Linked DNA regions of Homo sapiens: region 1 is linked to region 2. Evidence: chromatin loops called from intact Hi-C (ENCODE). Cell type or tissue: IMR-90. All regions are shown on one strand. Links, peaks and the distances in the headings refer to the core of each region. The heading gives the core; the rest is flanking DNA.

What was found. A loop is a pair of places that touch in the nucleus more often than their neighbours do. Peaks named below come from ENCODE experiments on the same cell type or tissue, not always from the same donor. Only the 100,000 strongest peaks of a DNase experiment are listed, where the experiment ranks them.
Region 1: a loop joins it to region 2, with 2.0 times the contacts of the local background. A loop is called at or near these places in 1 of 110 quality-filtered maps.

What each region holds. Positions count from the first base shown.
Region 1 is chr1:189,771,179-189,779,905 of GRCh38, forward strand. It overlaps LINC01701 (long intergenic non-protein coding RNA 1701), which reads left to right and starts at 4,291. Exons shown (of 4, transcript XR_001737811.1): 1 at 4,291-4,387; 2 at 6,082-6,159. In IMR-90, for the core only: no CTCF peak of the experiment used is centred there; a DNase peak (open chromatin) is centred at 4,363.
Region 2 is chr1:190,163,166-190,171,892 of GRCh38, forward strand. The region is part of intron 6 of BRINP3 (BMP/retinoic acid inducible neural specific 3); the gene reads right to left. Among named protein-coding and RNA genes, the nearest start is that of BRINP3, 310 kb to the right of the region's middle. In IMR-90, for the core only: no CTCF peak of the experiment used is centred there; DNase peaks (open chromatin) are centred at 5,136, 6,346 and 7,366.

The sequences.
Region 1 (8,727 bases), core at 553-8,552, 390 kb before region 2:
ATTCAAAAGAGATCTAGATTAGTCTGCAAAGAAAACTAAACCAAAAAGAAATTAGAGATGTCACATTGGCTTGACATTACATCAAAACTGTTAAATTAATATATTTTTATTTGTATCATCCTGAATTTTTACAATATTTCTTGATTTTATAAAGATAATTTAGATGCTGAAAAAAACAACAATATCAAGGTACCCTGGCATCATTTAAATTACAGCATTCTTTAAGTTTTACTTGAGTTGGGAACTTGGTCATATTTAACTATCAGTGTAGTAAATTTAAGTTTCAGATTTCCATATATGTTAATCGAAGTTGTTTATTTGTTCATTATATTTTAGGAAAAATAATTCAATATGAATAATTTTTATATTTACCATTTTAATAACATTCAAATACTTTTTCTCAATAAATGGGTTCAAATATCCAAAATCTTGCCTATATGTTTCATAATACAAAAAACAAGATACATATGTTTTATCAGAAAAAGGCTATTATAATTTCAAGTTCAAAATCTACATTTGACTCTGTTTTTATACATATATTTAGTAATACTATATATTTTTATATTTGGTAAAAGTAAAATTTTTCAGCTGAAAATGTGACTATTCTCTGATTGTGCACAAATAAAAAACTTTATGTCCACATGTTTAACTCGGCAAACACAATTTACTACAGATTTTGGTGTTTTCATTCTGGTGCAGCCTGGAGAACTGTGAGCCAATTAAACCTCTTTTCTTTACAAATTGCCCAATCTTAAGTATTTCTTTATAGCAACGCAAAAATAGCCTAACACAGTAAGTGACCTATAAAGTTGTTTATGGACTCCTGGGCTCATCTCCAAGCTTCATGCATGGATTCCATACTTAAAAAAATCACAAAAATGCTTTAGAATTGAACTAAAACTAAATCACTGCCCAGGTCCCAGACTGGCCACTGTGTATGTTACATGCAGACCACATTCAAACAGCAAAGTAAAGATTTTGAAAACTATTATTGCAAACACAACACAAAAAAAGCTTGTCAGAACTTATAGCCTGATTCCAACTGGGTTGATTGACTTCTAAACTAGAAATATCAGTCTCCACAGAATTTAAGGAAGAAGCAGAACCTCATAACATTATATACAAAATATCAAGATATAATCCAAAATTACTTGTAATGTGAAGAATCAGAAAAACACCTGATGTGAAAAAACCATCAATATTTGCCAAGACTGAAGTAACATAGATGTTGTAACTATTATTACAAGGGTTTTGTAAGCAACTATTTAAAAATGCCCCAAAAACCAAGGATGAATAAGAAATAACAACAATAACATAACCTTCAAGGTATGAGCTCATTAGAAAAGTGGAGATGAAAAAGGAAAGTCAGTGAACTTGAAAGTAGATCAATAGAAGTTATCCAGTATGGTCAATAAATACAGATGATCAAAAAATAAACAGTGCTCTCAGAGACATACGGGACAATTGTAGAATATCTAAATTTTGTGTCATCAGAGTCCTAGAAAGAGAGGAAAACTGTGCAGAAAATAATAAAGAAATAATTGCCAAAAACTTTCTCAAATTAGTGAAACTTATAAACATACAGGTTCAAGAAGTTCAGAGAAACCCTAAATAAGATAACCTCAAAGAAATCCACATCCAAACACACTTAATTAAACTATTGAAAACTAGAGAGAAAAAAGTCCCAAAGGCAGCCAGAGAAAAGTGAGGCTCCTAGAGGCAAAAACAATTGGAACAACTATGGATTTCTCATCACAATTCACGGAAGACAGAAACAAGTGGAACATTTTTCCTAAAATGCTGATGGAAATAATTTCAATCTAACATTATATCCGTGAAAATATTCTTCATGCATGAACAGGAATCAAGGCAGGAATCAAGGCATTCTCAGATTACGGAAAATTCACTGTGTATAGGCTTGCTCTAGAAAATTACTAAACAATGTCTTTAGGCAGAAAGAAAATGTTACCACCAGGAAACTTGGAACATCAAGGATGAAAAATAGTAGTAAAAATGGTAAACGTATGGCTATATGGAATAAACTATTGTTCTCCTCTTTCGTTATTAAAATATGTTTTATGTTTAAAAGCAAATATTATAATTTTGTTGAATGTGTTTTAAATGTATGTGGATGTCATATATAAGACAGCAGTAATCTAAACTAGGGACAATAAAGGTACCTGTATGGTGATAAGGTTTCTATATTGTCCTCGAAGGGGTAAAATATTGAATCAAGTTTGATTTTGGAAAGTTAAATATGCATATAGTAATCATGATATCAAAGACTAAAAATAAATTGTACAAACAGCTATAATAAAAAATATAGTTGACAAATTGAAATGAGATACAAAAAAGGTTGAAATAATCCCAAGGAAAGCAGGAAAGAGAAAACAGAGGAATCAAAAGAAAAAAAAAAGAAAGAAGAAATAGAGAGAACAAGAATAAAACAAATAAAAAAATGATAGAACTAAATTCAAATTAATTATATTAGAAGTTTAATTGGACAAGCTGAAGCACAAACATTAAAAGACAGATTGTCGGAATAGATTAAGAAATGCCCAACTGTATGTTATCTGTGAGAAACTTACTTTGAATATAATGATATTTGTAGGTTAAAAGTAAAAGGATAAAAATAAATACATATATCATGCAAATACTAATCAAAAGAATGATGGAGTGGCTATAGCAATATCAAACAAAGTAGATTTCAGAACAAAGAATAAACATAAATCACATCAAATTACTTTCTAGTTAAAAACCTTTGTATTGTTTCCAATTCCTCAGAATCATATTCGAATCCCTTATCTTGACCTAACAAAAACCATCTAAAAACCATATTTATACTCCTACCCAGACACCTCTTATCCATTTATAAACTGTTTCACTTAATAGCTCTTAAAACTACCTGAAATTTTCTTATAAATTGTATTTGTTTATTCCCAGGATAATATAAACTCCATAACAGAAATGTCTTTGTCTGTCTTGTTCACTCTAATGTCCTTGGTGTCTATAAACAGTGCTTGATATAGAATAGATATCCAATAAATAAAATTTAGGTGCTTACATTAATTTTCTATGAATTCTTTTAAAAATGAGAATTTTTACCGTTATATAATACTTATAAAGTCCCCGAACAACCACAAATATAATTTTACCACCACTTCTTGATTTTAAACTAATTGGCAGAAGTTTATCTTTCATTAGTGTTCTTCCACAAGTAAAAATTTATTGACTTCATATGAATGTCTATGGATGATGTAAGGAGAATTCTCAAATGTTGATGCTTTTTACTCTGGGCAGTTCTTCACATTATGAGGCTATGGATTTTCCAAATATGAGTGAAACAAGCAAAAATTACGTAAGCTTTCTTGAAAATCAGAAAACATTCTGAATTTTGTTCACTAATAAATTCCAAGAAAATTCAAGACAAACTGGTCTAATGTAATTAAAATAAACAAGAAGGACAAAGAAGAGTAGGAGGAGAAAAAGAGGGAGAAAAGTTATTAATAGCCTTGTAATTTTAAGTTTGGAGAATTACAGAATCTGAAATGGAGAGAAATTGAAAGGCTAATATTAACCTGATTCAGCTATATTTAATTTGGTAAACATATGAAAATGTGCTTTCAGATAGTAGGCAGTGAATGATTACAGATATATACAGGTCTGTTTGGCCAAGAATGAGTATACAGACGATCTCGGCATGCAGTGTCAGGTTGAAGTGCAAATAAATGTGAGATGCCAGAGCACTCATCACATTCTAGGCCTTCAGTAAATATTTGTTGAATGGATGAAAGGTAAACTAAATACATATTTTTAGAGATTTTTGGAGGCTGCTTTCCTGTGGACTCAGAACTGTTACTTCACATTTTTTTCCTATAAAGATATTCTGCTTCTCTTCTCTCAGAGGTAAACATGAAACCCAGCCTCACCAATGATAATTATCACTCAGATGTACACAGTGACTCTTCAAGGGATAAGCACATAATCCAAGTTAAGCAAATCAACATTTTCTGTAGAAATATTTAATTTGGAACTGAGAAAAGCACATTTTCTGATGTGGTTTTTTTCTTCTGTTTTGCTTTGGAGTTTTGAGATTGTGAATAGTGTGTTGCGAGTTGTCACACCTCCTTCAATACATGCTGATCATCAGAGAATAAGCATGACATATAGAAATAAACCAAAATATCACATGTTGGGGAACCACCTCCCCCCAATTCATGTTCTTTTCATTTGAAAAAGAAAATTCAATTAATGTAACTCAAAGTCTCTTCTATCCTCCTACACAGAAAAATAGAATGACTCATCCACTGACGTGTTTGGAAAGATTAAATTGGACATACTCATTTCAGCTCTACAACTTTTTCTGGAATGGAGCAGCTTGTAAGAGGTATGAAAAGAATTCCACCATCATTGCCTGTGACTGGAAGATAAGTCTGTCTAAATCAGTGGTTCACTTAACAAGTCCACTTGGCTGTGCTATCTAAGCTATATCTTTCAACTTAGCATTATCAGTAATAATGTTGACTGCCATGACTTATTCTCAATTGATTCAGTAACTTGACTGATAAGAGGAGTAGCAAGTGCTTGGTCTTTTCAGAATATCACAGAAAGTAAAGCCTAGAGAAACAATTTTCTTGCTGTTTAAATTTTTGATCCTCTCTATCCTTCAGGCCAGCTATCACCCTACTTATAGGTAGAATAAATATGCTAATACATCTCTTCTCTTCTCAATTGAATTCCATTTGTATTTCTGTCACATGCTAAATTGATAAACCTGAAGAAAATGATCATGTTTATTCATTATGTTCTCTTGCACAGACTAGTTAAAATATCACCATATTTATATAATGAGAGTGATAGGTTGGCTTACTTTTCTCATATGAACTCTAAATATATAATGTTATCAGTGCCAAAATGTAAATCTGTTTTCTTTCTTCGTGGGACTCACAAATGTGGTATGCTTGAGCGCAATATTTACTTTATAGACTTTAATACCGTTTTTAGTATAAATTGAAAAACAAATATTTTATAAGCTACCATTTTCTGAAATACAGGTCCTTTTGCCTAGTGCCTCAAATGATCGGAATAAATATGAATTGTTCTCATATTCACCAATTCTATTAATCATTGATAATACGTGTAATTGTCATCAAAGAATGTTTTCTCAGGCTCATTTATTTCTAATTTTTTCCAGATGCTTATTTCTTTATTTGAGTATAACTTGCCTGACACAATTTGCTTGTGTATTATCAATGTGCATAAATAATAACATTGATCGATGTAGCATTTCCACAAATTTTATTGTTTGATTAAAATTTTACTTTGGAAACATTATGAACAAACTTACAGAATTTATTAATCTAATTGTGATGTTTTAGATGTCATATTTATAATTTTTACCAATAAAATTTCCTAAAATCTTCCTTAAATTCATGAAAAATTGTGTACTGATATTTGACCAACATTAACTATATATTCACGGTTACAAATAATACTTGTATAGCTGTTCTTGGCCATTTTAGGAGTCACAGACTAATTTGAATGTCTAGAGAAAGCTCTCTCTCCCTTCTCTACATTATTACACATTTATAGATTTTAAAAAATGTATTGACTTTCCTGATGCCCACCCATACACCATTTTTAATTTACACATCCCGAGGTAAGGAAAGAACGTCAGGCAAGTATATGATATGGGCACTTGCCTTATTCAAACTTCAGCTTATATTTGTATAATCTTTTTCCTAATGTAGTTGTGAAAACTTTACCAAGGTAGCAAATATAGTGTTGAACTTTTCCTTTCATTCTCTTGGTTCAATTTTATGTATATGCTTTAGGTTTTCTCATCTTGGTAACAAGCAACTTATATCAATTGCAAAAAAAAATCTGTCTTTTGATTGGTAATGTCTCAAAATTTACTGTTGGAACCTTCATCTGCAGCATTTCTGAAATGTAAAAATTCTGGTTACAAGTAGCTATTGTATTGATCCATATAAAGCTGAAACATTCAACTTAGAGTCTGCTAAGTTGTTACTTCTTATTTTGGTATAAGAATGACTTTTCTCTCTGTAAACTTCTCTTCAGGACATCATTAATTATTCTGCATGTTCTAAGATATGTGCTATGGAATGGAAGTGGATTTATTTTGCAGCCTGAATTAAGGTAAAGTGAGAGGAGCCTTCAAATTGGTAGAATCTGAAAATGTTTCTCTCTTGCATGATGGTTTTGCCTGTCTTACAGTCATCACCTATTTACTGCATCAGCCTGAGATTTTACTACCATAAAACTTCATGTCCAGTACCTTAAGGATTACATTAGCACAAAGCTAATTTTATTGTTTTGAAATTATCATTGGGACAAGCAGAATGTTCTCCCTACTCTGAATAGTTTTCAACAGTGAATTAATTGCCAAAGAATTCTTAGTGCAACCATCTAGTTGTTGACAGTAATTAAGCTTAAGTATTTCTTGGATTTACTAAGTGCCGATTGTATGCATCAAAAAGTCCTAATTCCTCAGCCAAGATTTCAGAATCTTCATATTCTGTTGCCAGTAAACTTATCCAAACTTATTTTTTATCTACTTAAAAAAGTTACCTTAAATGATCAGCAAATTTAACATCCCCTATTTATTAAATGTGTTACTTTTGCCAAGCAATGGGTTAAGTGTTTTATTTTTATATGCTATATACTCTTTGAAATAAGAACTATTATCATTCCCATTGTACATATAAAGACTAATAGGTCAGACAAGATGAGACACATTCATGGTGGTATGGCCATAGACAGAAGGGTAAATTAGTTTAACTGTTGTGGAAGACAGTGTGGCGATTCCTCAAAGACCTAGATGCAGAAATAGCATTTGACGCAGCAATCCCATTACTGGTTATATACCCAAAGGAATATAAATGATTCTGATATAACGATACATGCATGTGTATGTCCATTGCAGCACTATTCACAATAGCAAAAACATGGAATCAACCTAAATACCTATTGATGATAGACTGGATAAAGAAAATGTGGTGCATATACACTACAGAATACCATGCAGACATAAAAAGGAACAAGATTATGCCTTTTGCAGAAACATGGATGGAGCTGGAAGCCATTATCTTCAGCATACTCATGCAAGAACAGAAAACCAAATACTGCATGTTCTCACTTATAAGTGGTAGCTGAATTGTGAGAACACACGGACACATCAGGGGTGGGGCCTGTCGGAGGTTGGGGTGTTGGAGGAGGGAGAGCATCAGGAAGAATAGCTATTGGATGCTGGGCTTAATACATCATTGATGGGAAGATCTGTGCAGCAAACCACCAAGGCAGACATTTACCTATGTAACAAACCTGCACATCCTGCTCATGTGCCCCTGAACTTAAAATAAAAGTTGGAAATTTTTTTAAAAAAGATACGTAGGGCTAAATGGGTAAAGTGAATTTTCTAAGATCACAAAAACACTCTTGCCCACTTCAATACAAAAAATATGAATGATGTTTGTTGGACTGATTCAATGATGGATCCTAAAAATATGCCAGTTTTAGTGTGTTTGATATTCTTTATTTGTTCTTCCAATCTAGTATCCACCATTCTTACCTTCCTTGTTTCATGGGTATGAATGCGGTGACGTTATGAATGACATTAACTGATTTCTCTTGATTTCTAGCTTCCTGTTGTGGTCAGCTAATAGTGTCACTGAAAGAGATCTAGGCTACCATGAAGCTATTCTGCCAGTTTGTCATTGTGGCACAGTAGATCTAATGGTATTGAAAGTACCTATTGTAGATAAGAATGCTGTAAGGAGCCATGAGCAGGACTCTATAAGGGAAATAAATGTAAATTTTTAGGGTTTCAAAGCAAAGTTGTACCATTCTGCTTCTACAAAATAGCCGCTGGCTTGACTATGAGCCAGCCAGGTTACCATGGGACCTGATATGCTCAGCATAAACTGAGTGTTGTCTAATCCAATATACTGTAAGATTGGCAAGCAGACTCAGTAGCATCCCATCATTAAATGGAAGTGCTATATATGCTATTGGGCTTGAAGAGATTCTGAGGGAATAAGTAAGTCATGTGACCAAATGGCACATGACCAAATTCCCATGCCTCCTACTCTAAGTTGCCTCCTCCCTATAAATCTGCAACTATGGACTCCTAGGTGATACCTATAATAGGTTGACTGGGAAAAAAATAATAGGTCTGGTTGACAGATTATTTTTTACAAATATGCTATTACCTCTTGTAAATAGGTGGCTGAAGTATTATTTGCCTCTTCATGATGTCTCCAAGAAAAAGGATCAGAGATTTAAGCCTTGCTGAAAGCTAAGCATTTTGCTCACAGAGAGAGAGAACTAGCAAATGAATTTACACTGAGTATTGAGAGTGGCTAATATTTTGGCTGGATAATCAGAGAACTGAAAAAACAAAGTTGGAAAGTTTGGAGGTCTAGGAAAGAAGGTCTAGGGAAGAGGTACATATTAGACATCTCCGAATGGGCATAGAGTGTGAAGCTACTTGGGTTTCATGAGCAGCTCACTAAGAAGCAACCATAGAAGAGTAAAATGTTAATAATCAGGTGGACAAGTTGAAATGTTCTGTAATAGGTGCTGATCTTTTCCTTGTCATATAGACTCACAAACAAAGCAGCATGGTGTTGGGAATGGAGGTTTTGCATGGGTTCAGCAACAGGAATATTCACTTGCTAAACCCTTCCCACACTGCCAGGGGCAGAG
Region 2 (8,727 bases), core at 322-8,321:
ATTATAATATAAATCAACAATTTACATAACTACAGAAATAAAACACAATTGTTAGGGATGCCAGATAACATTTTATCTTATAGGAATTACCAAAGCTATGTAAAAAATAAAGTATTATTTGCTTTTAAAGTGGAAAATACACAACAGCCCTACTTTTGGGGATACATAAATAAGCCTGTAAAAGAAAACAAATCAATACCATGTAAAAATTACCCAGAAAAAGTTAATCTAAAATATTGGTAATTAGAGAGATTTTATTCTACAAATATCTCTGTGTTAAGTATGTATCAAGTGAGTACTTTTCATGGCATAATTTTGAGGACAATGGAGAAACAAAGTAACCAACTGCAAAAACAATAATAATGGGAATAAACATCATCTAAGCTGGCAGGAATTTATAGTCAGTCACAGTCTTCTTAAAACTTTTCACATGAAGCAAATAATAATACGTAGTGAAATGTATTATATTAATGAATTCTGTGGAAATAAATAGAATTAGACTGGGTGACAACTTTCTAATAAATTATAGATGAATAATGAGGCATGATGTTAACTCTCTGGACTACTACTACTTCTCCATTAAAAATTGAGTAATTTTGAAAATAGTTAAACAAGGTTTGTTGTGCCTTTATCCTTTTTCCGTCAATAGAAAATCTAGTTAACACTTGATAACCAATTAGCTAATTTTGAAACTAATAGCTATAAATATTAATTCAATTATTTATCCCAGTAATCCTTCATGCAGATTTTATTGGAGCAATTTTATATGCAAAACACAGGTAAGACTTGGTTTCATAACTCTGTTAGCAAAAAGTTTTATTAACACCACTATATTAAATTATCTTATGTATTTATGTCTTTGGCATTTATTTCCATGCTTTGCAATTGAATTAAACTGATGAGAGTGGGGAACTGAAAATTTTGGGGATGTTAAAGAATCAGACTCAGATACATACCCCCGATTGGAATTTTTGCCCTTACTAATAAACGTAAAAAAACTTTGACCAATGCAGTTAATTGTGTACTTTCAAATGTTCAGAACCTCTATTCAGAACTGCTTTAGAATATATTTTCAAAGATATTCTAAAGCATTCTAAGTTTTCTAGAGTTTTGAGGGTATATAATTTACTTCCTGAATTATGTAAAACATTAATCAGTTTTTCATTATTTGTAAGTAATTTCTTGAGTTATAAATCAACTAAAATAACTCAAAACAGAAGCTGCTGTCATTGGTAAGCAGGACTATGGATAGGGAGTATTGAAAGAGGAAACTTGTGCTTGCTTTTATGATTGTTATTAATTCATATTATTGTGCTAATTATATTACAATTTATATTAATATTGTGAATACATATAAAATATAAGCACAATACTACAGAATTATCAATACACCAAGTACATATCTTCTGTTTCAGACATTGATTTTTTATTTATTATTTTTTAGAGACAAGGTTTCACTCTATTGCCCAGGCTGAAGTAGGGTGGCATGATCATAGCTCATTGTAACCTTGAGCTCTTGGGCTCACGCAATTCTCCGGCCTCGTCCACTCCAGCAGGTAGGATTACATGCCTAGCTAATATTTTATCTTTTATCTCTTTTTTTTTTTGTAGACATGGGGTCTTACCATATTGTACAGGCTCAAGCAATCCTCCCATCTCATCGACCCAAAACGCTGGAGTTTCAGGTATGACCTACAGTGCCTGGCTTCAGACATTTAAATAAAATGACATTATTTAATTACTTGTTAACATGAGGTAAAACTCTACTGGCTCACATTTTATGTATGTGTTTTTTTAAATCAATGTATATATTGGTATAATTCAAGTATTTCAGTAGAAATGACAATGCAATATGGATAATAAATTTATTATGAAAGCATAGCAACAGTTTCAGTACAATGATAGAAAAATACATAATATCTAACGAAATACATAAAGGATGATCACAGGGCACATAAAATAAAAAGAGAAATAGAAAAAAACATATGTCTGATATATATATAAAGAATCCATGCAAACATTTGTTTTTACACACAAAAAATGATCATTTCTGATTTTATATTACCAATCCAATGACTTTAAATCCATTTCTTCTACTTATGTTTGTGAACATAGGATTTCTTGGAAAATAATAAGTGCTCATAACAAATTCTAGTAACACAATTTTTTTGTAAGCAATAAACTAAAAAAAAAAAGTATTACTTTCTCACACTAAATGCAAAACTTTGGGGCTTTCCATACATGAACACATAGCAAGTATGCTCTGTTTCATTGGCTGTTTTTTTTTTTTTTTTTTGTGTGTGTGTGTGTGTGTGTGTGTGTGTGTGTGTTTTGCTGTTGTTTAGTCTACAGTTGGTTTAGACGCAATACTAAGTACTAATTCCAAAGCTGACAAATAAATATGAAACTATGTTTTCAATGTTATTGCTCAACCAGAACACCCTCTAATAAAGCTATTTCTTGTTTCTTGAGAACCACATTTTCCTGGAATATGAGTTCCTTTGTCTTCTGATTTTCAGTGGCAAAAAAAAAAAAAATTCTAGCAAATAAGTTAATCAAAAACCTCGACACTACAGAAATACTAGCTTTAAGTCAGTAAGATACAAAATTGGCAAGATATGAAAGAAGTGGGAATGTGAGTGAGAAGAAAGACTCACGGCAAGAAAAGTTGAGACAGAGAAATTCCAGACAGTGTCCTGAATAGCAGAAAGTTACCAAGGGCTGAAATGGCACCTGCTCCTCCAGGGAGCACTACTAATACACAAATTTTGACCCTCGCTATAACCCTTAGTAGAACTGGTAGATTTTTTACTTTTGCTAACTTTTTTTCTCCTAACGGTTCTAAGGGACTATTTCAATGATTTGTATTGGTTTTGAAATTTCCCAATATCTACAGTAAATCACTGATATGACTTTGAGTAGCCACACATCAATGTAAGTCTATTCAAACCATTCTATAAGCCATGGGTATAGAGTTTATACGGAAACTGACAAAATACTATAATGCTGCATAAAGTAAATGGCAAGCCTGTTCAATAGCTTGTGAACTGGACAATTTTATGAGGCTACAAAGTGATGGGTACATAAGGGTATAAATCAGAAACAGATTCTAATTCCTTAGTAGCTGCCAGAAATAAGGTATGCTGTTTCTCACTATTTTATTTTTCTCTGAAAGATGCATCATGTTTTATATTAAAGCATTTCAATACATCAAGCCAATTAATCTGTCCCTCACTGGGTTGCCCTGTTTATGACCCCATTCATCTGTTTGAGAAATTACTCAAATACAGCCTTATCTCTTAGAAGCTGGAAAACCCAGGTCCTCACTCTCCCAGTGTCCTTGCAACTACGGAGGGATTGGGTGTATCATTTAAACTAGAAGAAACAGGTGTACCACCCAGATTTTGATCTTAAGTTGTTAATGCAAAGACAAAGAGAGTGCCTAGAGAAATTTTCTCAGGAGATAATGTTTGCAGCAGTAATGGTAATGGTTAGTTGGTTAGTTCCATATGGTGTTGTTCATTGCAGTTAGCAGTGTTGACCTCACTAAATACGTCTTATGCATTTCTTTTTTTTAAGATGGGGTCTCACTCTATCACTCAGGCTGGAGTCCAGTGGGATGATTTCTGCTCACTACAACCTCCACCCCCAGGGTTCAAGCGACTCTCGTCCCTCAGCCTCCCAAGTAGCTGGGATTACAGGCGCATACCACTACTTCCGGCTAGTTTTTTATATTTTTAGTAGAGACGGGGATTCACCATGTTGGCCAGGCTGGACTTGAACTCCTGACCTCGGGTGATCTGCCCGCCTCAGCCTCCCAAAGTGTTGGGATTACATGCGTGAGACATCGCGCCGGGCCTATGAAATTTTTTTTTACTGTTTCCTGTGTAGCACATGAGTAGGTTTCCCTACTTTTCTTGGCGATTTGATGTGCCATCCAGAATCCCTTTATCCGATTTTGGATTTTGGTTGTGTCATCCAAAATCCCTGAATTTATCCGATTAAGTGAGCTAGAGCCTGTTTGTCTTATTTACATCAAAGAATCTGGGCTTATACAGGTACAGATACCAGAAGTGGTTTGGTAAAAGCTTCCAAAGAAAATTGAGAGCATATGTGGTTTGTTTCCTACTGGCTGGGACAAAAAGCTTTATAAACCTACACAGCATTAAGGGTAGAATTTTGACATTAGAAATTCCACCTCTGCCCACCTAGAATGAAGTGTGTGTTGCAGAAATGGCATTTGGACCTATATGCCTGCATATAATTGAATGAAGAGCATGAAAAATTCAAAGACTGTGGGTGAGTTTACTACTAATAGAGATGGTTTGCTTAAAGTGCCCCAATTCCTACCCATTCAAAGTACAGAATGAATGTGAGACTTTCAAAGCCTGTGCTAAATAAATCTTTCACCTCTTGCAGCTGTAGGGCTTCAAAACAAGCTTTGACCCCAGGATTGAATTTAAATTCCTTTCAGATCTGTTATGTTAAAGTTACAAAGAACCGTGATTGGAGAGGCATGGGAACCTCGGAACTGAAGGGTAGATATGTAGGATGACTGGAATTGATTTAAAATAATCTAAAGCATAAACTTTTGCTTTCCCACCCCTGTGAAGCCAATTCTTATGCCCATTATGCCCCAGGGGAGCTTATTAAAAATATTCAAAGGGAAGGATAATTTTCCAACAGACTACCAAGAATTTGCTCATTTTTTATTGGAGGAAAAAGCATTAAATGCATGGGTAAAAGGAATGCTAGTATCTCCGAGTGCTGTATTGGCATTTGTCTATAGGATAGGGACATCAGAGTGAAAATCGGTGTGAAATCAGTTCAGCTCTGACTTCAATGAATATATAATTACCCTCTGTACTGAGGCCCAGTAGCAACTATTAGCCATCAGAGTCACAGTGAACATAGGTATTGTAATACACAGATAGTTCAATGTGCTACTTAGAAATGTTTAACCTGTAGAAATTTTAGAGTTTACTAATCAGATCATGCGCATTGACAAATACATGACCAGTGCCTTGAGGTCCTATTTAATTTGTATATATATATATATATAAAAAGCAAGACATAGGTCTGGCAACAAAGGCCTGGTTTGAGTCATCATGAGAAGAAAGTTGTCTTATCAAATTCTCAGCCCTGAATCATTCCTGAATCATTTCAAAGACCACATCTCTTGTATCACAGGTTAGTAAGTATGGCAAATATTCAACTCGAATGGTGAGTGATAATTTCTGGGGCCCTGGTATGCTACAATATTCTGGAAATCAGAGTGTGGTCTTATAAAAATCCGGTAATAAATTCAATTTCTCCTATATGCTCTTCACATTAGGCCAATAAAGACTGTAACCCATAAGATGTTTAGTTTCCAATTACTTGAGTAAAAAATTGTAATGGAAGAACATTGACTTCATAAGCTATTATGGAGTAAGATCAATTAAGACAAAAATACAAAGTGAAGCTTCCTGTTTCTGCTTAAAGTATAAATCTAGAGTTACATTGCTTGTTTTTCATGTTTGACACAATTCCAGGAATTTGGGATGCATGCAGTACTTGAAAATTGTGAAGAGAGTATTCATATTCCATCTCCAATTAACTCAAAATGTTGGCTAAAGCTTCAACATAGAGTCATTCTAATTAAAACTGCTATTCCTGATGTGGTAGCTTTACCATTGGCATGATTCTTGGCACTGGGGATAATGCTTCCTCTCTGGCATAAATTGTTTTCTCTATAACTGTAAACAGAGAATATCAGGCACAATTTTTCTTTCATATGTCAGTTACAAGAGTTAAAGATTCTCATTGTATTCTGGGTTTAAGTAATTTCTCAGCATCTGTGCTACAATTTATTTTACAAGGACGTAGATCATCTCACTGTGCCACAGGACATATTTTGTTAATGACATACTCTGAAAAATATGAAATGTGAAATATGTAAAAAAACACGACTAGCAGGTATTCTAGCTTCTGGCCTATACCTTAAGTATGCATGAGGACTGAAAATAAACGTTATTTATATTGAGAGTCTGGTGATTCTGTGCACATTTGGATATCCTCTTCAAAATGAAGAACAAGTAACTGCTTCTTCATATCCCCTTAATAAGAAAGATGTACAAATCTTGGAAGTTGCATAAAATGCTTTCTCTGGTGACATTACTGATAATGATGACTTCAGTGATCTGTATTGGTGTGGCAGATGTGCCAGCTGCAATGCTTTTGCTCCTTGATGCCCTCAAGAGATTACTTCTGCTATTGTGATTTGAGGCTTGTTTCTGGCATAGCATCTGAGCCAGCATCTCCAATCCTTTTGTTGATTCTGTGAACTATCCAATCCGATGTCTTTAAATAAATTCCTTTCTGCTGCAATCAGATGCTGTTCTTACAAGAATGCTGACTGATACAGCTAACTGAGGCCTCAAGGGCAATTATAATTTGTAGTTCAACAAGATTTTAACAAATATTTGTTGAATGTCTACTGTGTACCAATCACTGTGCTACTTGAGTGTTAAAACCACAGTAATAATAATTATTACTGTTATAATAATGACAACTTTATCAGGAATTCTGTGTTGATGAAATTATATAATTACTATGAAAACAATAAAATGTCTTTTATATAATTAGTCATAAATAACTGTTAGTTATTATTTTTCTTTTATAATTTATTTAGTGTTTCCATATGTGCTGTGCTCAGCACTTTACATGGATTAGCCCGTTTAATCCTTACAGCAGTCCTAGGAGGTGGGTCCCATTATAATCTACATTTTGCTGATGAGAAAATTTCCCTAAGCAAGTTTCAGCAAGCTGTTCAAAGTGACACAGTTATTAATTAAAGCCCAGAACAAACGAAGTCTGAAAAAAGTAAGGCTCCTGCCTTAATAAATATAAATTTTTGTAGAGTTGACAGGAAAATAAAATTATTATTCCCTACACTTAAAGAGTGCTTTTGTTTGGTAGACTTTTCATAAATATTATCATATTCAATCTCATAATAACCATGAGGTAGGACAGTCTGGTTTTGTTGAGATGTGGTGTGAAATGAATTTGAATTATAGGATTATTGACAGACCAACCTATGAGAGAAAAAAAATAGGAAAATAATAGACCTGAGGAAATATAAAAGGAAAGAATTTTATATTTCTCTGAGGGTGAGAACAATGTTTTATTTTTCTTTGTATTTTCCCTTTCCAAAGCCCTAAGACAGCATATTACATATACTATGAATTAAGTATATATTTCTTAAATGTCGTAACCAATTAACAAGTTCCAGAAGGAAATGATTGAACCTAAATATAAACATCTACAGACTAGTTCATGTGGAAAAGCAGTTAGAGCTTAGTCATATAAAACGTGAAGCCATTTTTTTATATCTTATGACCACGAATGACTCAAGTGGGTAAAAAACAGTTGAAATAACATATGTTTTACAATTCTAAGACTTAATACTAATATGAATAAAGAGAAGTCAGGTTGAAAGCAAAACTGCAAGATAAAAATGTAGATACATTTCTTAACTTATGGATGAGAAAATGGCAAATGAAATTTAGGTGGAAAAATTATAATGTGTGTAAATTGCAGCTTGATGACTTACTAGTCAAAATATCCTGCAATAACCTGTGATCATTAGTTATAAGCAAAATTAGTAGTACATATTCATGGCTACATTAGTAAAATTTACATTCAGTACCTTTTAAGTCTTAAGCATTTTTATAGGCCCTTAACACTCTTAACTCTCTATCTTAGTTATTGCTGTAATGTCTGCTGCACTGAAACAATAACCATGACTTAGATATGTTGAGTAAATTTTTCCAAGTGTGATGCCTGCTATGTAATGCCTGGAGAAAAGTTGCTGAACACACAAGCAATATTTGCCTATGAGACTGAAACTCAATTGAAGCCATGTACCCACTGGCAGATGAGGAATCCAGAGCTAAAGTGAAGGTGGTGAGAGATAATCTCAGAGGAGGGATTTTTACCCTGGCCTAAGCGGTCAGTGTGGTTGACGAGATGCCACCCATAGTTCCCTGTTTCTTTATTGGACATAAAGAAATCAGCATACATGCACAAGCATATTGCTGTTTTTGATTGTTTGGTTGCTTGTTTACTTGTACTAACTAGCCAACAGTATGTTGATCAACATCTAATGGAGAGAGAATTGGTGGAAAACACTTCACACCCTTTAAAGAGCAAGTAATAATACCTTCAAGGAAAAATACCCTTTCTTTTAAACAGGAAACACTTGCTTGCCACTACTCTCCTCTTGTAGGCCAATTGTTAATTTTTGCATTAGTTTTTATTCCTTTTCACCAGTCAATGTAAATGGAGGCCAAATAAGTTTAGTGATTTCCTTATGAATAAAGATCTACAGAAAAGTTGAATTAGTACTTAAATTAAGAAATTTCATCCATAATTTGTCTTTCATATTATGTTGCTACTGAAGTGTTACATATATTAAATGAAAATGTATAATAATTATTAAAATAACACTAATTCACATATTATTTAACTATTAGGAAAGTTAAGAACAAGCATAAAATATATTATACACTAGCCACATTGAGTATCTCTACACATAACTAGGAAGAATGGGAAACCTGTCAGTTATTTTGCTCTATGACATTCAGCTGTAATCTGATTTTTAAAAATGTTGTCTTCTTGCCACACACAGTGGCTTACGCCAGTAATCCCAACACTTTGGGAGGCCAAGGCAGGAGAATTGCTTGA